Linked DNA regions of Homo sapiens: region 2 is linked to region 1. The links are chromatin loops, found by intact Hi-C in ENCODE. Cell type or tissue: heart left ventricle. All regions are shown on one strand. Links, peaks and the distances in the headings refer to the core of each region. The heading gives the core; the rest is flanking DNA.

The links. A loop is a pair of places that touch in the nucleus more often than their neighbours do. Peaks named below come from ENCODE experiments on the same cell type or tissue, not always from the same donor. Only the 100,000 strongest peaks of a DNase experiment are listed, where the experiment ranks them.
Region 2: a loop joins it to region 1, with 2.0 times the contacts of the local background. A loop is called at or near these places in 4 of 110 quality-filtered maps.

What each region holds. Positions count from the first base shown.
Region 1 is chr17:15,144,064-15,160,115 of GRCh38, reverse strand. It overlaps LOC107984976 (a long non-coding RNA gene), which reads left to right and starts at 6,763. Exons shown (of 3, transcript XR_001753054.1): 1 at 6,763-6,907; 2 at 10,392-10,433. In heart left ventricle, for the core only: a CTCF peak has its summit at 3,867; no DNase peak of the experiment used is centred there; H3K27me3 peaks cover 515 bases.
Region 2 is chr17:15,080,294-15,091,146 of GRCh38, reverse strand. No RefSeq gene overlaps it. Among named protein-coding and RNA genes, the nearest start is that of CDRT8, 20 kb to the left of the region's middle. In heart left ventricle, for the core only: no CTCF peak of the experiment used is centred there; a DNase peak (open chromatin) is centred at 3,066; H3K27ac peaks cover 1,615 bases.

The DNA.
Region 1 (16,052 bases), core at 79-8,078:
TTTCTTTTTTTTTTGGAGATGGAGTCTCACTCTGTCGCCCAGGCTGGAGTGCAGTGGCGCGATCTCTGCTCACTGCAAGCTCCGCCTCCCGGGTTCACGCTATTCTCCTGCCTCAGCCTCCCGAGTAGCTGGGACTACAGGCGCCCGCCACCAGCCCGGCTAATTTTTTTTTTGTATTTTTAGTAGAGACGGGGTTTCACCGTGTTAGCCAGGATGGTCTCGATCTCCTGACCTCGTGATCCACCCGCCTCGGCTTCCCAAAGTGCTGGGATTACAGGCGTGAGCCACCGCGCCCGGCCAACAGGTTTTCTCAAAAAGAATAAAAATAAAATATTTCATTAGCAAAACCTGTGGGTCATGACTAAAATACATAGAAAATTGTATAGTTTTACATGACATTATGTTTAAGTTTAAATAAAGACACCGAGCTAATGAAGAAAGTATATAATCTTACAAATTAAAAAAAAAAATCCAAAATAAAACAAAGGAAAGCAAGAGGTGGGTATTAGGGAGGATAAACAGCTTATATTGATTCACTAGAAAATGAAGGAAGAGTTGAAGAGATAAATACAACCAAAAGTTGTTACTTCAAAGGGCTAATAAAATAGTTTTTTCTCTGCTGATTCTGGTGAAATAAAAAGCAAACAAGCAACACCATGCCATGTTAGTAACAAGAAGGGAGGTATAAATATGGAAGAGATTTAAAGAAATATTAGAGACTATTATGTGCAACGATGTGGCAATATATTTTAAGATCTTGAGGGCACAGAAGGGCTCCTATTAAAATATTCACTTCTGAAATGGATCCAGGAAGAGTTAAGAAACCAGGACAGACACAGAAAGGACTAAAATGATAATTACAGAGCTGGTATTTTAAAAAAGGAAATAGACTCAAATGGTTTTACAGCTGAGTTCAATATAATACAATGGATAATGCCTATATTTATTTGAATGATTCCAGACTGTAGAAAGGACAGAAGGCTCCACATTGATGTGTGTATGTATGTGTGTGCATTTATACATGTTATACATTTTATATATATAACATAATGAAGGGTAGGAGTGAATGCCTGTTCTATTTTATGATGGCCTGTGCTTTATTTTTTTTGAAATGAAGTAACATTTTCTTAAACATCTTTGAGAATATAAAGTTCTTCAAAAAGTTTTCTCTGTGTGAGTTAGTTGCACTGAGGCTACTTTGAAGAAAGTAATTTGCTTCGATTCCTCATATGGGTCTTCATTTACACCATTCACTCTTAGAGATGTAGGTCTTTGCCTACACAATCCTGAGATTTTGTTCATAGATTCCCTAAGCATTTATGTGAATCTTTGTGAAATCTTTGAGGACAGACCAACAGGAAAGGAAATTTTATATCGAAATCTCCTTTGCTAGGTTAGATCCTGTGGTCCCCTGTGGGCTAAGAGAGACCTTCTGTTTGAAGGAGTCTGCCCGGGGTGGGGAGTTTCACCTTCCTGCTGACTGGCCTTCCAGAATACCTGCTTTGGAAGCCTGAGGCTGGCGGGCTGCGTTCTTTCTCCAACACATCCTGATGGGGTCTCCTCTGCACTGAGTGCTGCTCCCCAACCCCTGACACCTCTGTTCACTCCTCCTGGGGTTGCAGTCAAGTCTCTTGCTCTTCCCAGGTGCATAAACATATTTGCTGCAAATGACATTACATTTGTTTTTATTAAAATGTGTAAAATCTCAATTCTAGGTGATGATATATAACAAAGAAATGAACAGTCTACCAGGAAGTCCTGTCAGTCAAAGCTCTCAAATGTATCTTTGGAAGAGCCCTCCTTACACCCCCTCTGTTGCCTCCACAATAGCCCCAGCCCCATCATCTCTGTCCTGGATCCACCAAGTACCCCAACTTCTTACCATGATTCTACTTCTCTTCCCTTATAATCCCCTTCCTACCCAGCATCTAAAATTGTCTTGGCTGGGTGCACTGCCTCACACCTGTAATCCCAGGACTTCGGGAGGCTGAGGTGGGTGGATCACGAGGTCAGGAGTTCAAGATCAGCCTGGACGAGATGGTGAAACCTCGTCTCTGCTAAAAATACAAAAATTAGTCAGACATGCTGGTGGATGCCTGTAATCCCAGCTACTTGGGAGGCTGAGGCAGAGAATTGCTTGAATCTGGGAGGCGGGGGTTGCAGTGAGTCAAGATCACGCCACTGCACTCCAGCCTGGGCAACAGAGCGAGACTCTGTCTCAAAAAAAAAATATCTTTTAAAAATACAAATCAGTTCATACTCTTCCTGAGTTTTAAATGCTTCATTGACTTTTAAGTGTGTTAAAAATAAAATCCCAGCTCCTTACCAAGGTCTGCAAATCTCCACACTAGCTTGTTTGGACACAACTCTCCAACCTTATCTTGCACCACTCTCTCCCTTGCTGAACTCTCTCCATTCCCAGAACATCCCAAATTTTATTTCATCTCAGGATCTTCTCTTGGTCTGGAACACTCTTCCTTCTGTGCAGCTAGCTCATTCTCACTATTCAGCTCTCTCTATTATAGCAGCCTATTTCCTTTCTTAGGCTTCAGAACCAAAAATTATGCTTTTGTTTTCATGACTGTCTTGCCCATTGTGAGAGGCAGATTTCTAAGAATGACTGTCAGTGGACCTTCACCAGTGTATGCTCCCCTTCCCTTTGAGTGTGGGTGAAAGCTGGGAATATGCTTAGATATCATTCCCATGATTATATTATAGGGCAAAAAAAGAGATGATCCAGGTGGGTCTTACAGAATCACAGGAGCCCTTTAAAAGCAGAGGATTTTCTCCAGCTGGTCGAGAAGAGGAAGTTAGAGGAAGTCAAAGCATGAGAGGAACGGATGTGTCATTGCTGGTTTGAAGAGGGAGGAACTATGGGATGAGGAATGCGAGTAGCCTGAAGGAGCTGAGAGAGGCCCCGACAGACAGACAACATGCGACTGGGGAACTGAGTCCTACAACTACCAGGAGCTAAATTCTGCCAACCACCTGAATGAACTTGGAAGCAGATTCTTCCCCCAAGAGCCTCCTGGTAGGAGCAGTGCTTGGCAAACACCTTAATTTTGGTCTTAAGCAGGGACTCCAGCTCATCTTTTGACCTTGGGGACTGCATGCTATAAATGAGTGTTGTTTTAACACTCGAATAATTTGTTGTACAATGACAGAAAACCAATATACCCAGGTTGAATATAAACTCTGTGAGGCCAGGGATCTTATCTGTCTTGGTGATTACTATATCATTAGTTCCTAGGACAGCCTAGCAGACATCAGACACTGAAAACATATTGATGAATTGGACTCACAAGTGATTGGCTGATGGACAGCAAGTATTGGGTGGAAAGCCAAATAATAAAATGAAGGTCCTCCCGCGCCTGGGTAGCTGACCCCTTCCCCTGCTTATGGCAGTTAACTGTTAGACCATTGATACAATCTGTTACGCATGCATCTGTTACAAGATTACATTCACCTTCAGGCAGTCTTAGTTTTTCAGCCTTAACTCTCATAATTAACTCTCATAACTTTTGGGAATCAGTTGGATCCATTTTATTATGGTATGTTTGTTGTAATAGAGAGGACATTCAATGTCTTTGTTTTACTTCACTGTTCTACTCCTTAGCTGGCTTGCCTTGGACAAGTTATACAAGCTTTTGGAACCTCAGTTTTTTCATCTGAAAATTAGAGCTTATGGGAGTCCATAAGACAGATAGAATTAATATTTTTTTAAAAATGGCATTGACATTACAGCATAAAAGCATTATAAGTTTCATTGTTTCCTCTCAAGTACTCATTATTCTTCAAACTACCATGTTGTGAGCTCTATGATAGAAATCATCTGGAAATAAAATATGCCATTTTACCACAAGAGGGTGTATTTGACCTTTGTAGGCAACAAAGCTTACTATTTAAAGCTTCACTTCATAGACATGGACTTTTCAGAGGGTTTAATATGCATGAGATCAATTCCAAATGTATCATCAAATTATTTAGGAAAGTTATTCATGTGTCTGTGTTGTGTGTGTGTGTGTGTGTGTGTGTGTGTGTGTGTGTGTGTCCAGGAAGTGTATATATCCCTCCCATGTGTTTTCTGATGACTATGGAATGGGAACCGTATTTTGACAACATTTTCTCCATCAAACAGTAAATCTTTGGCATTAAACCAAGAGATTGTCCCACGAAGAGGACAAGGGTTTTCATTTGGAATTCATTACAAAAAATCTCAACTCAAAACTATTGCTAAAAAAAAAAACACGTCTTGCCTTTGGAACAAGTTGAATGACTCACAGGTGGAAAATCCAAGTCAGAGCCTCGAGTCCAAGGACATCTTCCTTTCTAAATTTCTTCTTTTGATAATTCAGATTTTTACTTTCTACTTCTCAAACCAACTTCTTCCTATTGTCCTTTTCTCTACACCAGGGAAATCCCATTTTACATTCTGTATTCCAAGCGATTAAGCCTGTTTTTTTTTTTCCATCTAATAACAGGCTTCCTGGCTCATGCCGTCAAGTCATGATAGATGTCGAGCCTTATCCAGTTATTGTCTTCCTCTTCATTTCCCCAGAGCCAGAACAGAAGCTCCAGGGAAGTCAGAGTTTGAACTTAAATCTTTCTTGGTCACCTACTGGTTGAGTTACCTTGGGAAAGTTATTCAAAGCTTCTTTGTTTCAGTTTTTTTTTTCATCTAAAAGTTGGAGGCTGTATTAATTAACTGCTCACAAGCTTGCTGTGAAGTTTAATGAAATGATATTAGTGTGGTAATAAACTTTTTGAGAAATACAGTTATGTTTTGTTTTCTGTTGGTTTTCTCCTCCCCCACATCCATTCTACCAAAGTAAACAGGTCTTCTATGTTTCTTTGCTTTGAAAAAGAATTTCAATTATAGCAGGAGTTGCCTGTAAACCACTTCCCTTCCCAGCTTCTGCTTTACTAAATCCTGAGCTTATTGATGAAAGTCCATTAAGGAATCCTTTTTGAGGGATACCAGGAGAGAGGGAAAGTGGGAGGGAGGGAGAGATTATCAGTTTGTTTTTACAATAAAAAGAGAGGACCGAAGCCAGAGTGGGGTAAGAGCACATACCCACAGAGTTTCTTCTAAAGTCTCGACAGTGGGAAGTAATGGGAGTTCTTTTCAGGATGCTCAGGTAAGCTGGACTCTGGGTTCTGAGGCTTTCAGCCGAGATGCAGATTCCTGCACTAAACCTACAGATAGTATTGCAGCAGTGAGCCTCTAATCTCAACACATCACTATAGACTCATTATGATTTCAGCAGGGTTACAACTAACTGGAGACTAGAAGCCCTTCCTATCATTGCTAGATATTGCACAAACCTTCTTGATTCTGTTGCAATTCTTAGACCAGGGAAGGAACCTGAAATAACTGAATTTTCTTGCAGCCTACTTAGCAGGTTCAAAGTTATATTTTATTGGACTTAAAGAAAATATAGTAATAGGTATTTCCCATATGTCTGAGTTTGTGCATTGAGAGTTACTCCCGATACATTTGTAAAACTCTTAGGATCCAACACTTGGTTAATAGTAAATCTACCATTAAAAAATAATAATTTACTTTGAATTCTTGGACAAGTTGCTTAACCTTCTCTTCTGACGGTATGATTCCTGCTCTCCCCTCATGATAGAATGTGACTGTGTGATCTATATATCCCCACAAGCTCTAACATGTTCTCAAATAACAAATATTATTCGGTGCCTACTCCATGCCAGGGACTGTGGCAAGAGACTGGAGAAATCATGGTGAACAAAAATAATCATAGTCTCTGCCAACATGAATTTTATAGGTTAGAGGGAAGGCAAGATGCTAGTAAAGTAATCCTATATGCAACATAACTTACAATTGTAACGCGAGCTATGAATGAGAGGTATGTGTAAATCTGAAGCAGGTTGTGTCGAAATAGTTTAAGCCAGATTGTTCTGAGGAGTTCTGCTAGGACATTCGATGGCATGGGTCTGCAGGAAAAGGCAGAACAAACATTAAGAAAATTCTACGTTTCTGGTTTGATTGGCTGGATGATGGTGGTACCATTCCCCAAGTAGGGAATGATGCAAGAAAACTTGTTTTGATTGGAAGATCCTTGATATGGTTTGGTTGTTTGTCCCCTCCAAATCTCATGTTGAAATGTAAGCCCTGATGTTGGAAATGGGGCCTAGTGGGTAGCAGGAGGTGTTTGGGTCATGGGATCAGATCCCTCATGAATAGCTTCGTGCCTTCCCCATGGTAATGAGTGTATTTTTGTTCTATTAGTTCATGCAAGAGCTAATTGTTTTAAAAGAAGATGGCCTCTCTCTTGCACCCTCTCTCACGATGTGATCCTCTCTCGCCATGTGACACACTGGCTCCCCTTTGTCTTCTGCCATGAGTAAAAGCTTCCTGAGGCCTCACCAGAAGCAGATGTTGGTGCCATGCTTCTTGTACACTCTGCAGAATTGTGAGCAAAATAAACCTCTCTTTATAAATTATCCATCAGGTATTCCTTTATAGCAATGCAAACGGGACTAACACAATCATCATGCTGAATATTGTTCATTTGTCCCTTTAGTTCCATTCCCTTTCCACCCTGATCTGAGCCCTAGAAGGCTGACCTCTATGCCTCAACAAGCTTCCATATTTTCTAGTGTCTGGCTTGGTTTTGCCAATGGTCAGGAGGTCACGGGGCAGAGAGGGTGATATCAGAGTATTTATTTCACCAGCTTACTGTTCGTTGTTGGTTTATTTTAACCATGTCCACACCTTGGCAAAAAGTCCTTTTATTAACATTTTTTTGTCAAATTCTTATTTTCAATAGGAGGTGCAATTTCTTCCTGCCAAGATGTTGACTGACACAGCAATGAGTTCGCTTTTGCTTATATTGAGCCTCAGGAGATTTTGAGATGTCCATGAGGGTAGATCCAGCAGGTAAATGAAAATAATGGACTGGAACTCGGAGGACAGGTCTAGGCTAAAGATGTAAATGTGTTAGTCATCTACTAACAGGTGATAATAGAAGCCAGAGGCATGGCTGATGGTGCTTTGGAATAGAGGATACAGTGAGTAAAGAAGACCTAGAACCAGTCTTGAAGAAATCCAACAAATATTGGTTGAATAAAGGAGCATGATCCTGCAATGGAGCCAGAGAAGAACCAGGGAACCAGAGGGATATCCAGGAAGTGAAAACAGCATTTCAAGAAGAAAGAAGAAAGAAGTGATTAACATTATCAAATACCAATGAGAAATTAAGTAAAATTGAGGATTAAAAAAAGTTTATTGCTTATAGTGACAAATAGTTTTTTGATGACCTTAGGAAGGGCTGTTTTAGGAAGTGGTGGGGACAGAAGCCATTGAGAATGGCTTGAAAAATTAGGAGCTGGAGATAGAAAGTAGGCAACATTATGAGAAGTTGGAATAGAAAGAAGAGGAGAACAAAAGGGTGATGGCTGGAGAGAAGATAAGTGAGTGAATGATGATTTTTTTTTAAATGGGGGAGTTGAGTTGATAATAAATAGAGCACACCAATTTGAGAGATGATTTCAATAAAAATCATCTTTATAATTTCCTCCAAAATCTCTGTTATGTGATGGCAACATAGCAGAGTGAATAAGATTGGTTTCTCCTTAAAGGTTGATCAGTATTTGGAGACAAACAGCTCACAGAGCTTAAATAAGTGCTTTACTTACTATTAGCAGTTTATTATAAAGGATACCACTCAGGAATAACCAAATAGATGGAAGGCAAGGAGATGTAAGGTATGAGGGGAGGGGTGCAGAGTTTCCCTGCCCTCTCTGAGCACACCATCCTCCCAGCACCTTGATGTGTTCACCAACCTGAAAGCTCTCCAAACCCCACCATTTAGGAATTTTATGACATAATTAAATAATTGGCCATTGATGATTAACTCAGTTTCCAGCCCCTCTTCCCTCCCGGATGGTTAAGGGGTAGGACTCAAAGTTCCAACATTCTAATAATGTCTTGGCCTTCCTGGCCACCAGCCCTGTCTTGGAGCTAGTAGGGACCCCAAGCCAACAATCATCTAATTTGCTTACAAAGGAACAAAATACATTCATCACTCTGGAAAGTCTGTGGGTTTGGGGAGCTGAGTGTCAGGAACTGGGGACAGAAACCAAATATTTATTTTGTATTATCACCAGCTGTCATTCACAAGAGAGTCTGAGAAGGGTAGGAGGGCTTGACCCGCAGGGTAGCAGTCTTGAAGGTGGGTTTTTACTTTTTGGGGGATATACAAGTCTTGAAAATGTACAGAGAAGAGAGATGATCATGTCGATGAGAGGAAATCTACTTAAGAAAGTTGCCCATGACACAGGCCACTTGCTTCTCAGAGACCAGAAAGATAAAGATGATTTAAGGAAGGAAGAGTGATGAAGCTACAAAAAGGCTCTGAAATGGAGAGGGAAGAGGGAAGTTGAAAACTTAAGTGTGATGGCTTCAGCCTTTTAGAGAGGGAGGTGATGTCCCCAGGAAGCATGAGACCCCAGCAGGGACCCCTGGTTTCTTTGTGTTCCATCCATTCTTCTTGGAATCGGGGGGAAATAATGTTCCTTATTCTTGCCAACCAACCGATATGGCTGCTTTCATTGCTGTTTCTGCATCTTTGAGACTCAGTTCCCTAAGTCTAGGTGAAAAAGGATGTTCACTCTCTGCAATCCCAGCCTAAGAGGCTTGCTTGGCTGGAAAGCTTGATTTTCCTGAGCCAGACTATCCCAGTTTTGCAGCAGTGATTTCTCAGACGAATACTCCCAAGCGAAAACCAATACAAGCATCCACCTGTGGATAAAAATTCTCAGCATAAACCAGAGGCCAAAAAAACACACTGGTGAGGCCAATCCACAAAGTCAAACCCTTCCTGTCTCTGCCTAAGGACTGTTGCTAAAGAGAAACACTCTCATCCTCAGTTCTGGCCAAGAGTGGAAAACATGTGTCTCAACTCCAAGCAGAAGTAGCATTCTTATCTTGCAGAGGTTCACAGGCAGAGTGGGAGGCAGTGGCATTGCTGGTTGGTCAAGGTCCCCCAGGTTAGTGCACAGGCCAGATGGGCCACTTCTGTAGAGAAAGTCTGGGATTTTTTGTTCTACAATTTCCTGTGAAAAGTACTTACTGTATTTTTACTTTGTATTTTAAAATAATAGCTTTATAACAACATAATTTGATGTTTTGATATACATAGTGATAAAAGAAAACCTTCAGCTGAATTAAATTTAAAGGAATTTAATTAAGCATTGAACTATTCACCAATGGGGCAGCCTTCTGAGCCAAAGTATACTCAGAGAGTCCATCGCAGCCACATGGTGGAAGATTTATGGACAGAAAATGGAAAGTAATGTACAGGAAATGGAAGCGAGGTACAGAAACAGCCGGATTGGTTACAGCTTGGTGTTTGCCTTATTTGCACATGGTTTGAACAGTTGGCTACATTTCATTGGCCAAAACTCGATGATTGGCACAAGTGTAGGCTACAGTCTTATTACACCTCCAATTATTATAGCTCACTATGTACAGAGAAACCTTTAGGCTGAACTTAAAATATGTAAGGAGGCACCTTTAGGCTAAACCTGATTAAACAATTCCCCACTTTTGGTCATCTTCTTAATTTTGAGAGACTGACCAAAACTTTAGTCACTGATGTCATTATCACTATTGTAAATATACTTATTTGGTCTTGAAACCCACTGGGAAATAGCAGAACAGTGGGTTTGTAAGGTGGGGACAAGGACTTCAGTTCATTTATTTTATTTCGTTTTTTGTAAGGGTCAGTGTAGAGGGGACCTCTTTATGCTGAGACGTCCTGTTTACAGGAGAAAAAAAAAACCTGGTCTGTTCTAGGATGTATGTTTTCTTAAAGTCTTAGTTTGATGTGACATTTAGCACCAGCAGCTCCATTTTGGTTTGGTCTGATCTGTTGGGGCCTAATGCATGTGCTCAGTCCTGAACAATGGCCTCCCATAATTTTGTTTTAAAAGTCTCCCCTTAGGTGAGAGTGTGACCAAAACTTAGGGCCTTAGCACCACTCTCAATTACCATCATTTTGGGTTTCTGGTCTCAGCATGTCATTCATAGGTTATGGTGCCTTCATGGCCACACATTTCTTTCAGTTCTTGTCATTCCAGTTGAAGAGAGACCATTTGACATGACAGAGATGGCTGCATGCAAACATTTAAAACTTTTGAGAGAATACAGTGCACCAGGGAGACACTATTATGACTGTTGGGAGGATAACACCAAGAGTTTGGAGTATGCTCCTTACCCAGGGTCTTTATAAATGAAACCACCTAAAATTAAATAGATCAAAAAAGGAGCTAAAGAGTTTACTCACTCAACTAAGCAGTCTCTTTGTTAATCCCCTACAACTGAATCTCTATAATACCCTATGTGATGTATTTCTTCATAGGCCACAAGTGCCAGCAGCTGTACAGATACTTCTGTTTAGCCAGTAAGTAATCTAAAGCAATTCTATTATTTAACATAACTTTCACAAGAGAATTTAAAGTCTTGTGTAACCACAGCCTTTACAGTAGAATCTGCTATAGAGCCTATCATGAGGAATGCATTTCTAATCACTGTCTCTTTTACTCCAAGCCATGGAAATAGGACCTAACAAATGATGCCCTTTTAGAAGAGTGAAGGCCTCCTGGCAATGTTCTCTTTAACCTATGACGTGGATTAAGAGGAGTGACCAATGCTTTGTTTCTGACTGATTGTGAGGCAATGTATATACCATTAAAATTTCTCACCTACATTGGGCCTTCATCTTTCATCTATCAAGGCAGAAGTTTATCCATGTATAAGTCTGTCTGCAAAATCCTTCAGAAATAAGTATACCTCATAAGTGCACACAACAGACTCCCCCTCCCTTTCACTTCTATTGTTCACAGAGGCATAAGCAAGGGAAAATTATTCAAAGATAAGAGTCTCATGATAGTAGAGAAGTCTTGATCTGTGATCTTGGGAAAAGCTGTTCACATCAAGGATGCTATCTCCTTCCAGGGAGAAACTTCTTTGGTTGGCTTTACCTTTAGGGTTCCAATGGGTGTACAGTTCCAAGAGTGTGGAGGGAAACTTCTCAGGTGTGAGATTATGAAATCAAGGTTCAAGGTCCTAAAGTTTTGTTGCAGTGTGTATGGCAAGGCCAGTCTTTCTCTGACATTCTCAGAAGATCCAGTCTTCAGGTTCTAGATTGTGAAGGGGTTGATTGTCCTGTCAGTGAACCATAAAAAGCTTTCTTTACCTGGTGAAAATACACTGTGCCATATATAATAATCTACTGTTATAACATCAGCTCTCTTGCATGGGAAAGCTTTTATACAACCAGAAAACATGCATTGAAAATGACAATTGAGTGAAATCCCTCTATAAATATTTAAACGGTTCATCAGGTAGCCAAATGTGCTTGAAGCTTTGATTGTCTTCCCAGGAATATGGGATCGACAAACCAAACATTGGTCATAAACTATTTTTGCAATTTAAAGTCACTACATCTATATATATTTAATTTGGATCATTTTATCCTTTCCATGATGAGTCATGGAATGCAGAACTTTTAATAAGAAAAGCTTTAAGGACTCAGGAAGGCCAAGGCTGCCCTCCTGGTTCTCCATGAGTCCCTGCTTAATACTGGACTTATGCCCTCTTGAATACCAGTGGTTTCTCCAATTCAGTTGCATAGAACTGATAACTGATGGGTTTTCATAGGTAATTTGACATAGACCATAGAGTTGATTCAAATTGTATATCTAAACAATTTCAGTATTGGCTGATTTAGCATGAAAATCTGGCAAAGTGTTTTCTTGGTATTCAATTAATTTTTATTCTACCTGGGTTAACAGTTTTATAAACCAGTCAGTCTTTTCATTAAAGTTCCAGGAATTCTTGGTCCAAATGATACAATTCTAAAGTTACTAGAAACCTGTGTTCAAGAATACTTTTCAGGGTCCTTTCCATCCTTTCAGGAACCTCCTAAAAGACACCATATGCTAGGATTTTGCATGCTTGTAAAGTTTTCGGAAACTGCATCAGCATTAAGCAATTAACTGCGGAAATGACTTTAAGTAGTTATAAAGACACAATTGACATGGAAATTTGGTTATTTCTGTGGTCTACAATAACTTAGCATAATAACCATAATTATGATTGATAACATATACTCAGACATATTAGAATTTTAGAAATCCCATACAATTTTGGAACATATATTAATATCATTCACTAAAATATAACCTAGAGAAGGTTAAACATTATTCTTTATTTTGACAATGCTTCCCATGTAACTTCACATGTCAAATAATCCTGTTGACCTCTCTTTTGGATGTTTCAGGGGCCCTGTGTAGCATCCCAAAGTTAGAGGTCAGAAAAGACAATTTTGAAGCTGAAATTTGATTTGGGGAAGCTTATCAAATATGTTAAAGGTTTAGAATACTTGATATTATGAAATAGAATTCCAAGTCACCGTAAGTCATTTATTTAGCCAAAATGATGACTCAAAAAAATTTAAAAAGGCAAAAACATTCACCCATTGATAGAAAGAAGACTTAGCTTTCCAAACGATCTGTCTCTTGTCTTCCCCTTCTTTTTTCTGTATTTTATTCAAAAGGCAAACAAAACTCTTTCATTATCCTTTAACATACATAAAAATCTGTTCAATAGAGAAAGCCGAGTCACTCCACTTTAGCGAGGCCAAACAGCCAATATATCTGGTTTTTAACCTTTACCAAAAGTAACGTTACAGTTGAAACCAACAAGCCTTAACTAATGTTATGACTTAACCACAGTGTACAAGGTGTTTTCAAAGAGGTGGTTAGCAGTTTTTATAAGATCTAGAATCTTTAAAGGTAGCTGAGAGAAAGGAAGATTCAAGAAGAGAAGCTGGAAGTTGTTCATGGAGGGGCCAAGAATCAACAAACGGTAAAGGTCACAGAGATAGCAACCAGTAAATACTGATTCCCTAATCCAGGAGTGAACCTGGGTTGCCGCTGTGAAAAAGCAAAGCCTTAGCCACTAAGCTACAGTGCTGGGCAATCTCCATTGCTCTTCCCAGAAGAAGTCCAGAGCAGCTAATGTTGAGCTTGCAAAGGCACCTGCAATGCCTTTGACATGAACCCAAAATTCCCATGCCCTGGATGGTGGAGAGCAAGAGAAAGTACCACCACTTGGTTACAAGGTCAAGCTCCCAAGGACATAAAACAAGACAAGGTGGAAACCTCATCCAGTTGTTGTTGTTGTTTCAGGGACCTGCAGGAAGGTTTCTTACTGACCAGCTTGCTGGGATGTCTTGAACAGTGAACTTATGGGGTCCCAAGCCCGTGTTCTATCCTAAGGCACCCCTCTTCATGACAGAAGGATACAAAAAGACAAATTCATAGCACAAAGTACGCTAGATTTGCTACAGCTTAAGACTAGCTTCATGAATCCTTTTTCTCATTAATTAAAACTTTGCGAGAGGTGGTGATTTTTACCATTCCCGCAACCGGTTTTCACAGAGAGAAACAGAAAGAAAAGCATTGCCTGCAGCAGGGTGGGGAAGGTGAAGAGCTCAAGGAGGCCAGAGAAAGACTCACCCATTGCAGCAATACTGAATCAAAAGTTCAGGCAGCCACTTGTCAGTCACAAAGGGATCTTTTCCAGCAGTCCCATCAGCTCTCAAGTTTCCCCCTTTGGGGAAAGAAAGTTCCCCATGTTCCATGGTTCTGTACATGCCTAATCCTGTCACCTATAGCTGTCAGCAAAGACTGCAAGGCAGATTTAAATTTTTTAATCAATTAATCACTTAAGCTTTTTATTTGCCTTTTGTAAAGTCTTCAAATAAAAATACTGAAATCTTTTTAGAAGCCTCTGCATATCAATAGGCATCCCTAGATGAGGCTAATTAGGAAGGCTTCATTTTCAAATACACTTCAGTGCAATGTTGTTCATTTGGAATGTTCCACTATAAATTATCTTTAGTAAGATTTTGCTATTTCGATAAGATTTTGCTGCTTCCGGGGCCTAATACTTATGGATATATAACACAGAAGGAACTCAGTTCTTCAGAAATTAAGGATCCCATTTTTATCTAAATATTGGTTTTCCTTTCAGGTTTTCTTAATTAACTTAGCCAATGATGTTTTTTTTAAATATTTGAGTGCAAAATAAAAATGAAACAACGGGGTAGAACACAAAAATTCCTGTGAATTTCCAACAGCCAAATTTTATACCCTCTGCAATACTGCCATTTACTACTGGTTTCTTTCTGACCCAGATGTAAGAGGCCTCTAACTGGATCCAAGCCAGTTAATTACCAGATCAAATCCAATCTTGGACCCAGTCCAGTTTCTGTCGTGACTTCCAAATCCACTTTGGATCAGGAATTTGCTCAAAGGAACTTGGAGAGCTTAAAACACAAATCTGTGCAGCTTTGGAAACAGAGAGAACTCACCAGGATCCCTGGCTGCTCCAAGAGATCAACGGACACAATTGGGTTCAGTGGGTACCTTGCTCGGTCACTCAGCATTCCTCGGGGGTCGTTAGAAGCTCTTCTTTGGATCCCATCCTCATCCTCATCTGATAAAAGAAAAACATCAGCTGAATTAAATTTAAAGGCGTTTAACTGAGCAATGAACGATTCACACATTAGGGCAGCCTTCAGAGTCAGAGTATGCTCCAGCACGGCCATGCGGTGGAAGAAGATTTATGGACAGAAAAAGGAAAGTGACGTACAGAAAATGGAAGTGAGGTAGAGAAACAGTTGGATTGGTTATAGCCCAGTGTTTGCCTTATTCGAACACGGTTATAACAGTTGGCTACATTTGATGGGCCAAAACTTGGTGATTGGCACAAGTGCAGGCTACAGTCTGTTTATACGTCCACTTGTTATAGTTCACCATGTACAGAAAAACCTTTAGGCCAAACTTAAAATATGTAAGGAGGCAGTTTTAGGCTAAACTTGATTTAAGCATAATGAAATGATTACTACAGTCAAGCTAATTCACATACTCATCACCTCACATGGTTACTCTGTGTGTGTGGGGGAGGGGGCGTGGGGGTGAGAACACTTAAGATCTACTCTTTTAGCACACTTCTTTCTTTCTTTCTTTCTTTTTTTTTTTTTTTTGAGACGGAGTCCGCTCTGTCACCCAGGCTGGAGTGCAGTGGCATGATTTTGGCTCACTGCAAGCTCCGCCTCCCAGGTTGACGCCATTCTCCTGCCTCAGTCTCCCGAGTAGCTGGGACTACAGGCGCCCGCCACAACGCCCAGCTAATTTTTTGTATTTTTAGTTGAGACGGGGTTTCACCGTGTTAGCCAGGATGGTCTCGATCTCCTGACCTCGTGATCCACCTGCCTCGGCCTCCCAAAGTGCTGGGATTGCAGGCGTGAGCCACCGCGCCCGGCCAGCATATTTCAAGTATACAATGCAGTAGTATTAACTATCGTCACCATGCTGTACATAAGATCTCCAAGAACTTATTCATCTTCTGTGAGTGCAACTCTACCGATTCCATTCCCTACTCCCCACCTCTGCCCAGGGACTCACCATCCTACTCTCTGAAAAAGATATACCGTACTGTAGAAAATAGTCATTCATCCAGGTTCAATTTGCTGTAAGGCTAGGGCTATCAAAATGTCCCTCTTTGTGGTTCTTTTCTAGAATTGTTATTTTACCTCAATTCTAATTACCACATTTATCAAGGGTCTACTTTTCTTTACTTACAGGATAGATAAGATTTAAGAGCACCTTCCCCAACTGCCCACTCCCTACCATAAGGCTCAAGAAACAGGTTCCATTTTGTACTATATTATCTATTGTAAAGAAAGATTTAGGCCAGGCGTGGTGGCTCATGTCTGTAATCCCAGCACTTCGGGAGGCCAAGCCAGGCAGATCATGAGGTCAGGAGATCGAGACTATCCTGGCTAACATGGTGGAACCCTGTCTCTACTAAAAGTACAAAAAATTAGCCGGGCATGGTTGTGGGCGCCTATAGTCCCAGCTATTCGGGAGGCTGAGGTGGGAGAATCGCTTGAACCCACGAGGCAGAGGTGGCAGTCGGCCGAGATCGCACCACTGCACTCCAGCCTGGG
Region 2 (10,853 bases), core at 1-8,000, 69 kb after region 1:
TCTTTCTTTTCTTCTTCTATAAATGAGATTAAAGTGTGCACTTTACTCAGAAACTCATTGTTTTAGTAATCTGTGAACATTTCTGTAGGTCAGGCATTTTCAACTTGCGGGTTTACCCCTTTGTGTATCATAAAATCAATTTACCCAACCAGTAATTTTTAAGTGAGGCAGCATAGAAAAGAATAGTAAATATCAGAGAACTTTGCATGTGGTAAGGATAAGTATTGTTTTCCGAAAATTTTATTTCATATGTGTATATAAATTTCCTCACCTACAAAATGAGGGTACTAATAGTGCCTACTTCATGGGCTATTGATAGGATTAAATGAATGATTACACGTACGATTCTTAGAATTTTATGCCAATTTTATGACTGGTACCTTTAAGCACAGTGTAGGTGTCATCTTTGTCATCATCATCATCATCGTCATCATCATCGCCATTGTCGCCACTAGACCTGACATTTTGTCTAATCCAAGGGTGGAGGAGAGTATATTATTTGTTTTCATTTGTATTTGTCTGTCCACTAGCAAGACGGAGCATCTCTTCATATGTTTGTTAGCCCTTTCCGTTTTCCCTTGAACAAATTTCCTGTTGATTATGCCATACCCATTTGTCTATTTTTATTTGATCTTGAAAAAATTAATTGTACAACAGGGATATTAACTCTTTGAGCTTATTGGCAAATATTCTTATTGCTAATATTGGCAAATATTATATTGGCAAATATTCTTACCAATCTATCACAGTCCCCTGAATGAATTTTATTTATAGTGCCTTTATCCATTTATCCATTTCTAATTTTTGAAATAGCATTTAGTTGCTTTTTTTCTTATGGCTTTGGGGATCTTTTCTTGCTTAATAAGGACTTCTCTACCCAATGGCTATATAAATATTCTCCTATATTTTTCTCCCCCAAATCTCGAATGCTTTATTTTTTACATTAGATCTTTAATTCATCTGAAGTTTATTTTTGTGTGTGGACTGAAGTAAGAGACTAATATTGCTTTATTCCAGATGAATGACCAATTATTCCAGTCTCACTTATAAAATAAACCATTCTCTCATGACTGAATTTAAATACCACCTTTATCATATATTAAGTTTCTACATATACTTGGATCTACTTCTGGACGCTTGTCCACTGATTTATTTGACCATTCTTATGCCAATACCATACTATTTTGATTGCACCATTTCATGTATAATCTCTCCCTCACTCTTTTTCTTCATTGTCTTAGCGATCCTTACACACTGATCTTTCAATACGACATTTAAAATCATACTAACCGTTTTCATTAAAGAACCTTTTATGATTTTTATTAAAAGTTAATTTATATTGAGAAGAACTGACATTTTTGCAATATTGTTTCCTCATCCATTTATTTAGATTTTATTTTATATTTTTCATTGATTTTTCCCATACAACATTTTTGTTGATTCCTCGGCAATTTAATATCTATCTAATGTGATTGATCATTAATGGAATTTTTAAAATTGCCTCTTTGTTCTAAATGACTTCAGGTAATACAAAGATGACTTCTGTGTATTTATTAATAAATTTTTCAAACGAAATTTACTCTTTAATTCCAATAGTTTTAAAAAATTATTACTATATTCTCTTGGCTGTTCTAGGCATATGGTTATGATACAATCTATAAATAAAGGTAATTTGCTGTCTTCATTCCCAAATTAATTCCACTCATTTCATTTCCTTTTACTATTACATTAGCTAGACTCTCTAAAACCATGTTGAATATAAATGATGCTTGAAGGTATCTCTGTTTTCTTTCTTTCTGGTTTTAATGAAATTGATTACTATTTCACATTTTAATAGGATGTTTGAATTTCGGGCTTTGGTAATAGTCTTCATCATACTTAGGGCATTCTATGTATTTCTGTTTATTTCAGCAATAGTTATGTTTGCTGAAATCTATCAAATGCCTTTTCACTGCCTGTTTATTTAATTTGCTGTTGTAATCAACGTAATGGATAAATGTTTTAATATTGATCCATCTAACATGCCTGGAACAAATGACTACTTTGGATGCAAAGAGGGAAAAAAATAGTAAAAGAACTAAAAGGAAAAGAAAAAGCAGTTTGTGCATGAATATACACGGAGAGAGAACAAATTGATACCACAATGCAAACGGCAAATGTGGGATTCTTACTGAAGTTTGGTTTATCAGGAGAAAAAAGAAAGAAGATATGAAACCTCCAAAAATGTGAAACAAACAAAACTAAACAAAATCTTGTTTCCAGGCCAGACGTGGTGGCTCACGCCTATAATCCTAGCAGTTTGGGAAGCCGAGGCTGGTGAATCACCTGAGGTCAGGAGTTCGAGACCAGCCTGGCCAACATGGTGAAACCCCATCCCTACTAAAAATACAAAAATTAGTCGGGCGTGGTGGCACATGCCTGTAATCTCAGCTACTAGAGAGACTGAAGCAGGAGAATCACTTGAACCTGGGAAGTGGAGGTTGCAGTGATCTTTGAGATTGCGCCACTGCACTCCAGCCTGGGCGACAGAGGCTCTGTCTGAAAAGAAAAAAAAAAAATCTTGTCTCCAAATAGAGACAAGATTTTTTTTTTTTTGACAAGGTAACAGGGAGGTTATGCCTTCTGATCCCTGAATAGATGAATAAACTATTTTCTAGCTGGTGGACACAGGTCTTGGCATGATATTTGTGAAGATTATTGGGTGGATGTTGATTGCGGTCTTTCCAGTATTTGAGAAAAGTGCAAATATTATTTCTGTAGCTACTACTAAATAAGTGAATTATTTTTCTCTTTCAGTGCTCTTATTTGATTGGCCACTAAGTAGAGTTACTTCCGGGTTCCAAATACCTTTTAAAGCTGACCTTGTCTCTTTTTCCATAGCCACTGTGTTAGGTCAGGCCTTATAATATCCTGCTGGGAGGGAGAGAATACCAAGCTTGAAGGGCGAAGATAAGAGGGACTGAGTCTGACGCTGGCCACCATAGAAGTTTGCATGACCAAGTGGAACTAAGGAAGGAGCCAAATGCAGACTGTCAACACTGACTTCATGTCAGAACCACAGGGACAGCCCAGGCCCCATCCCAGAGATTCTCACTTAATTGGTCTGTACTGGGGCCAGGCATATTTTAAAATATGGCTCAGCCCCAGACAACTTTAATGCACTCCCTATGCTGACAGCTATTTGAGCAGTGGTGCTTGAAGAGTGGTCCCTGGACCAGATACAACAGCATCACTTGAAAATTTGTTTGATTTGCAATTTCTGAGCTGGTCCACCCAGATCTGTTGACTCAAAACTGTAGGGCTGGGGCCTAGCAATCTGCCTTATAACAAGCCCCCAGGGTATTCTGATGTGGATGCCAGGTGAAAGCCATTACCAATAACTTAGAGAGTTGCTAAGTAGTTAGAGAACTACAGCCCCAATGGATCGCTGACGCCAAAGAAACTTGGTTCTGAGGACTGGGGATCACAGATAACACTTTTGATTGCTACAGGATAGTGAAGAAGAATATGGACCCACGGAAAGACACTGACTGCATTTAATAAGGGGATCAGAGGCATCTTGAAGCAGTTTCAATAAAGAGGTGAGGGTGGGAGTCATGATCCTCAGGATAAAGGAGAAAGAGATGGCGAGAAAAAGGTGGGAGTGGATATGACCTGCTCACTGCAGACACATGGCCATAAAAGGAGGCAGAAAACCAGAGATGAATGAAGTTGGAGGTGGCAATTCCATTCATACAGAGTGTTTTCGTTCATTTGTTTATTTTACCTTCAGAAACAGATTATACCTTGACGGTTGTGAGACACAAGGAGAAGTTCCTATACAGAAAGAAGGGTTGATTTTGGAAATAAAAAAAAAGTGATTCCTCATTTCTGGGTCAGGAGAAGATGTCTTTTCAGCTATAGGTTAATTTGGGTAAACCAGTAGTCCCATTTCCTCTCTGTTTTGCCTCCATTTTACGTAGCAAAAGAACACACGGCAGAGAAAAAATAAAATAGAACAGTTTCTTCCCTTGGCCTGAAGGAGTCTGGAGAAATGCCTCAGCTGGCTGTGTTCCTAGGTTTAACAGAGCCTTCTTAGGTTTCTCGTGTGGGCCATTCGAGGGGTACCACTGAGAGAGGGAGAGAGCGCACTCTTCATTCTCTAGGCGCCCCAGCTTCTTCTGGGCACAGCATCTGTTCGAATCTGGAGGTCTATCCCCTGCCTGGACACACAGCACCAGAGGCCTCACCAACACCCCCTCAGTGCCGTCTGCCTTGACTTGTGTTGACTTGCTTTCTGATCAGCAACTGCTCTGCCTTTATTTTCTTAGCCGTCTAAAATCAGTTTCTGGCTGGACCGTTTTTGTTCACGCATGAATTTCCAGAGATGATGCTTTTTTGCAGAGCTTTTTGCATTCTTGCCTCCCCTCCCTCAACCCCCTCCTCCTTATTCATGAGATTCACAGTCTTGGACCTTATGTTGTAGCTTGTTAATGCTTGATTCCAGTACATTTTCTTTGTTCCCACATTAACCTCTCAGCTACCTCTTTCTTCACCCCCTGGGGCACACCTGGGGGTCTTATTTTTAGGACTTCTACTGTAAATCTCTGACACAAGCTGCTTCTTGCTCTGGAAATCCCACAACAAAGAGGTCTCCTCAATTAACATAATTACTATAGTTCCCGCATGCATAATTTCCCTGCCCCCATACATCAGAATATCAATTCAGCATCCCGGCTCCACAGGACAATAAACTCAGGACCAAATGCGACCAGGACTGAGGTTTCTTTACCAGTGGCCTATCTTGGTCTCTCCTGTAGTGTCCATATCAGTCTTAGGGGAGCTGCAGTAAGGGGAAACCCTGGGGGTATAGATGGCAGGTTAGAAAGGAAGAGGAGTTTAGGGGAGAGACTGTGACATCATAGTTAGTCCACAATTCAGAGCAAGACCAGGACTGTTAGAAATTCTGGACCCTAGCTTAAAATGAATAGATCTGCATCCCATTGACTGGTTTTAGTATGAATCATTTTGTTTTCATTTTCTCGTGTGTACACACCCCTGGTGCCCCACTGAGAGATCCCACATCATCTTGAAGTGAGAGTCTTTTTGTCATAGCAATCACGTCCAGGCTCTTGCATTTCTGTATGAACATTAGCATTGCATGGTTCTTTCAAGGAGATGATCTCTCTTTAGAAACATCACATTCTAACAAGGAATGCTGATCTTTGCTCTGATTTACTAGCATGACGGAATCATATTGCCTTACATATCTGGCTGCTGAGCATCCTTTACCAAAATATAAAAGCATCCCTAAGATACGGGGAATGAAGCTTCAATGATAACTTGTACATGCTGGTTGATTATGCTGTTTATAATATTTTTGTTCTTTTTAAAAAATATTTTATTTGCAGCATATGTTAGATAATGTTAAAAAAGATCACATTATATAGGTTAGCCATCCTGATCCATGTAATATTGGTTCCTGCAATATATTTGGTGTAGAATTTCTAAAGTGCTATTCTGAAATATTTGTATTTCTTAACTGTATGTTTTTTCTCTTGCAAATAATAGAAAGCTTAAACTTGCAGAAACAAAAAATTTATTGCCTTATATGTTTTAGTCCAGAGATGGTTTTAGCTTCATGTGTAATAAGCCTTATACATAGTTTCATGTGTGCACGGTTTAGTTTCATGAATGGTTTTAGCTTCATGTAGAGGTAGTTTTAGCTTCATGCATGGTTCAATCTATGAGTTCAGATGAAATGGTCAGGACTTGATTTCTCTTCTCTCTTGCTTTTTGGCTTTGGCTTGATTGATTTTGTTCTTAGGCAAGCTGTCTTCTTCTAGTGACAAAACAGCTGCAGATGCACCAGCCTAGAAGCAGTATAGAAAGCAGGATGGTAGGCAAGAGCAAGAGCTCTGGGGTAGATGCAGTTGGATTCTATAGGGGTCAGTGGAAAACTCTCCTTCACCTTCTGAAAGATCACAGAAAATCAGCCTGCAAGGGGCAGGTTAATAGGAGCAAAGGCATATGCACTTATTAACATGCATAAGAAGGAAATCATAGAGTGATTATCCAATATTCCAAAGTGGTACAGATGCTTATTGTGAAAGAAAAATAAATCTTGGGACCAAAATCATTAATCCAAGGGAAAAATCAACCTGGAAACTATGCCAGGCAAATCTGTCTCCTATTTTATTCCTAAATCGGATAGCTACAGAGATAAGAAGCTACAGATAACCCTCACAATTTGCCTAAAGGGAAATTCCTTGTGGACAACGGACAGACAGAACTCAAAATCATCCCTCTGAGTCTCGCCTGAGATGAATGCATATCTGATTGCTTCCTCTGCTATATTGTTTATGTAAAAAGGCAGATTCACCAAGCCAGGCTAAATTGTGTATTTAGTGGAAGGCTGATCAAGAACTCAAAAGAATGCAACCTTTTGGCCAGGCGCTGCGGCTCACTCCTGTAATCCCAGCACTTTGGGAGGCCGAGGCAGGCAGATCACGAGGTCAGGAGATTGAGACCAGCCTGGCCAACATGGTAAAACCCCGTCTCTACTAAAATACAAAAACAAAACAAAACAAAAAAAATCAGCTGGGTGTGGTGACGGGCACCTGTAGTCCCAGCTACTTGGGATGCTGAGGCAGGGGAATCGCTTGAACCTGGGAGACGGAGATTGGAGTGAGCTGAGATCGCACCACTGCACTCCAGCCTGGTGACAGAGTGAGACTCTGTCTCAAAACAAAACAAAACAAACAAACAAAAAAAGAAGGCAGCCTTTTGTCTTTTATCTACTTCTAACCTGGAAGTCCCCACTTTGAGTTGTCCTGCCTTACTGGAGCAAACCAATGTACATTTTACACATATTGATTGATGTCTCATCTCCCTAAAATGTATAAAAGCAAAGCTGTACCCCAACCACCTTAGGCATGTGTCATCAGGACCTCCCGAGGCTGTGTCATGGGCTTGTCCTTAACCTTGGCAAAACAAACTTTCTAAATTGACTGGAACCTGTCTCAGGTATTTTGGGTTCACATTATATACATTACTTCCTAGGGAAAGAGTAATGGGGAAATACGGATGATTTTAAGGGGGTAGTAAGTGATTTTTAGGGGAATTAAATGAACTTGAAGAACATACAGTGGCCTGGAACAGAGTCTTTGGGCCTCCAGCCCAGACAATGGTTTGTAACAAAAGTCCATCCAGGTGTGTTGACAGACTTCAGTCTTTCTTCCTGCATATGAGGTCAGTTGAAAACTCAGGGAAGGGACGAGAGGTAATTGTTTTATTCTTTGCCAGGTCTGGGCTTTAGGCAGATAGGGGAACTTCAGAGAACTTCATTCAGTGCTTTGGGAGAGACGGAGGATTGAGAGACAGGAATGGGGGAGGTCAGAGAGACCTTCCTCACCTCAGCATGTCAAAGCACCATAATTTAAAGCATTGGTTTCTGAGCCCTGACAATTCTAGTCTTCTCAACCCTACGATTTTACACAAGTTACCTTTCATCCGCAAGCCTCAGTGTCCTCCCCTGGGAAATGGGTTCCTAATAAAATCTCCCTCTTCTTGTGTCTGTGGGAATTAAATTAGATCATCTATGTAAAGCACTCGAAGGCTTCTGGCACCTCCAACTTTCTGTTAGCTATTGTGGGTGTTGTCAGTTACCTCCCTGCTTCAACTGGAAAGAATGTCTGCCTCTCTCCCATGTTCTTCCCAGGGGAGGACATTCCATCCTGCAGAGTTCCCATGGCCACAGTGATTTGTTTGTGCGTGGACAGGGGACCCAGCTGGTGTCACTGAAGTAAACCTCGTGACTTTTGCTTGGTGCGCAGCAACAAAAGCCCTTTCACCTTCTCTGAGCAGCGTAGTGGACTTATTTGAGGCTTGGATTGGCTGCAGCTCTTTTACTACAGTGAGAACCCAGCCTGGGGTTAAAGTTGTCACAAAAGAGATGGGCAAATAAGTGGAGAAAATATCCTCAAAAAGGAGCCAGAGCTCCAGGAGCATCATGAACTTCAAGATCTAATTCTGCTTGAAGGTCCTCTACCTGAATTCAGTTCTGTGTGCCAGTTTGTCGGGTTCTGTATTACTTGCAATCAAAGGGTTCTTACTAACACTGGAAACCCACATTAAGATTGCCTTCATTTTACCAACTAAGAATGTAAAAAAGAAAATCAAACATGCCAGATCAAATCTGCCACTCTTATATAATAAACAGGCATTATGTTATTAATAAAAGTAGAAATGACATAATTTTGGAACATGAAACAGTTTTTTAAAATGGGTATATTTGGCTTTTTGCAACATTTATTTCTAATACGTTGCAGACCAGAAAAAAAGACCATATAAAATGTACTGGCTCATGGACCAGCTTTTAGGGACCAATCAGATAATACACATAAAATGAGTGTTACAGGCCTTGGCACACACAGTAGGTGCTTCACAGACATCTGCTACATATGCTTCAAAGAGGCATGAAGAGTTTGGGCTATGGTCTTTGTGTGGGAGACAAGAAAAGGTAAGTCTCTCTTATTTTTGTATTCCCCACAAAGCCTAGCACAAAAAGACAATATTTGTTGGATGAATGATTGAGGATGATAAAAAGTCTACAGAAATATGAAAAGAATATAGTCTATTGGATATGAAATACAAAAAGACAGCAACTATAAAGGAGGGAGCAATGGTATATTCTCAGGGTGGTGGCAGTGGGGTGATGGGTGTTCTCTGGAATCCTAGGGCAGAGCCCCTCAGACTCGCCCAGCACATAAAGTCCCGCCCTTCATGCATATTAAAGAAGTGGGCAGAGTGAGGACAGACAGTAAAGTGGAAAGGCTTCTGTGTGTTATGAGGGGGCTATGGTATCTGGGTGATGACAAGCAGAAGTAGCAAAGGTGAAGTTGGGGCTTAGGTCAGTGAGATCCTTCTTCCCCTGCAAAATGAGGGAAGCTGTGGCATAAGAATTCAGCCATGGAGTAGGGAAAAAAAATTGTTTAAAGGGTTTCTGTACCACTAAGCTAGAATGCAAAGTAGTAGGGTACAGGTTACCACCCAAGAGTGAATTTGGAATGCTGAGGAAGCTCTTTTAAGAAATCCCAAATTGGTAGTTAAGTTCGATTTTTTTTTTCTTTTTTTGAGACGGAGTTTCACTCTGTCATCCAGGCTGGAGTGCAGTGGCATGATCTCAGCTCACTGCAAGCTCCGCCTCCCAGGTTCACGCCATTCTCCTGCCTCAGCCTCCCGAATAGCTGGGACTACAGGCGACTGCCACCACGCCTGGCTAATTTTTTTGTATTTTTAGTAGAGACGGGGTTTCACCGTGTTAGCCAGGATGGTCTCGATCTCCTGACCTCGTGATCCGCTCGCCTTGGCGTCTCAAAGTGCTGGGATTACAGGTGTGAGCCACTGCGCCCTGCCGTTAAGTTCAATTTTTATGTTTATTTTCACCATGGAGATTATATTATTGAAGTCTAATAATGAGTGCTCAGGGAGTGGTGAGTTTATAAAATATGTCGGTTTCATCCCAGAAAAAGATCTTAACCCCAGATTTCAAGGTCAGTCAATGAATAAGAATTTCTTGATCCTAATCATGTGTATAATACAGTGTGAGGCGATGCAAAGAATACAAATGAGAATATCAGACAGTCTCTGCCCTCAAATAGCTTAGAGTTTCATTATGAAAATTGTACCATACTTGTAAAATAAAAATCCAATTCAATGTCCCACCATGTGTAATAAAGATTGCAAATGTTTTCTATTAAGCTTAAATTTCTGAGCCCCTGCCTCTCTTAGCTGATGATCTTGACTCTTTCTTTATGAAGAAAAAGGACGGATGGGAATTCTGTCAACATTTACATTTGCACCTGTTTCCTTTTATCTCCTATTACAATGGAGGAATGTTCCTACTCTCTCTTGTCCTCTGAATCCCTTCCACTCTATCCTTTGCAAGGGCTCTATGCCCTGTATTGCAGATCCCTTGCTCTCCACCAGATGATGCCCCTAAAATGCAAACATCAACAGCAGAGCTGTGCTGGAGCCAGGTGGTACTGGCTTGCAGGAGCCGATTCTGAGCATCTCTTCCCAAGTCCACATCCAGTGATTTCACATGTATAGCTTGAAATTACATACCCCGTGAGAGTATTTACACTGCAGAGACTGGCTAATGCTACACAACAGAGCTTTCCCTCTGAGCGCCCATTGTTAAGCATTTACCAACGCACCACTGATGAAGACAAACAGTAGGTATATCTCATTAAAAAAGAGAGAGACTTTCCTTGAGCCTAACCCCTCCTTTTTACCTTTAGTAGCCAAATGTCACCCAAAAGGTTTTCTCATACATGCTGCCTCTGCTCAGTCACTCCCTGCCATATTTGTTCTTTTTTTAAAATTTTATTTATTTATTTATTTATTTTTGAGACAGAGTCTTGCTCTGTCACCCAGGCTGGAGTGCAGTGGCACGATTTCAGCTTACTGCAACCCCCACCTCCCGGGTTCAAGCGATTCTCCGGCCTCAGCCTCCCGAGTAGCTGGGACTACAGGCACGTGCCCCCATGCCCCATATTTGTTCTTCTACCCTCTAAATCACAGCTCTGCCTCTCACATGTGATTGAAACGGCCTTGTCAAGGGCCCCAGGGACCTCCATGTTTCCTGATCCAGTGGGCGCCTCTTTGTCTTTATCAAACATGTATTATTATTACAGGCATTTGGCATTGACGGCCACGTAGTTCTTGAAATATTTTGCTTCTTGCCTGCTGTGATTGAAAGATCGTTGATTTTTCTCTTTTATGAGCTGACTCCTGTTTCTTGGTCCCTTACGCTTGTTTTTCTCTCTTCACCAAATTTCTAAATGTTGGGGTTCCCTGGGGCTTAGAAT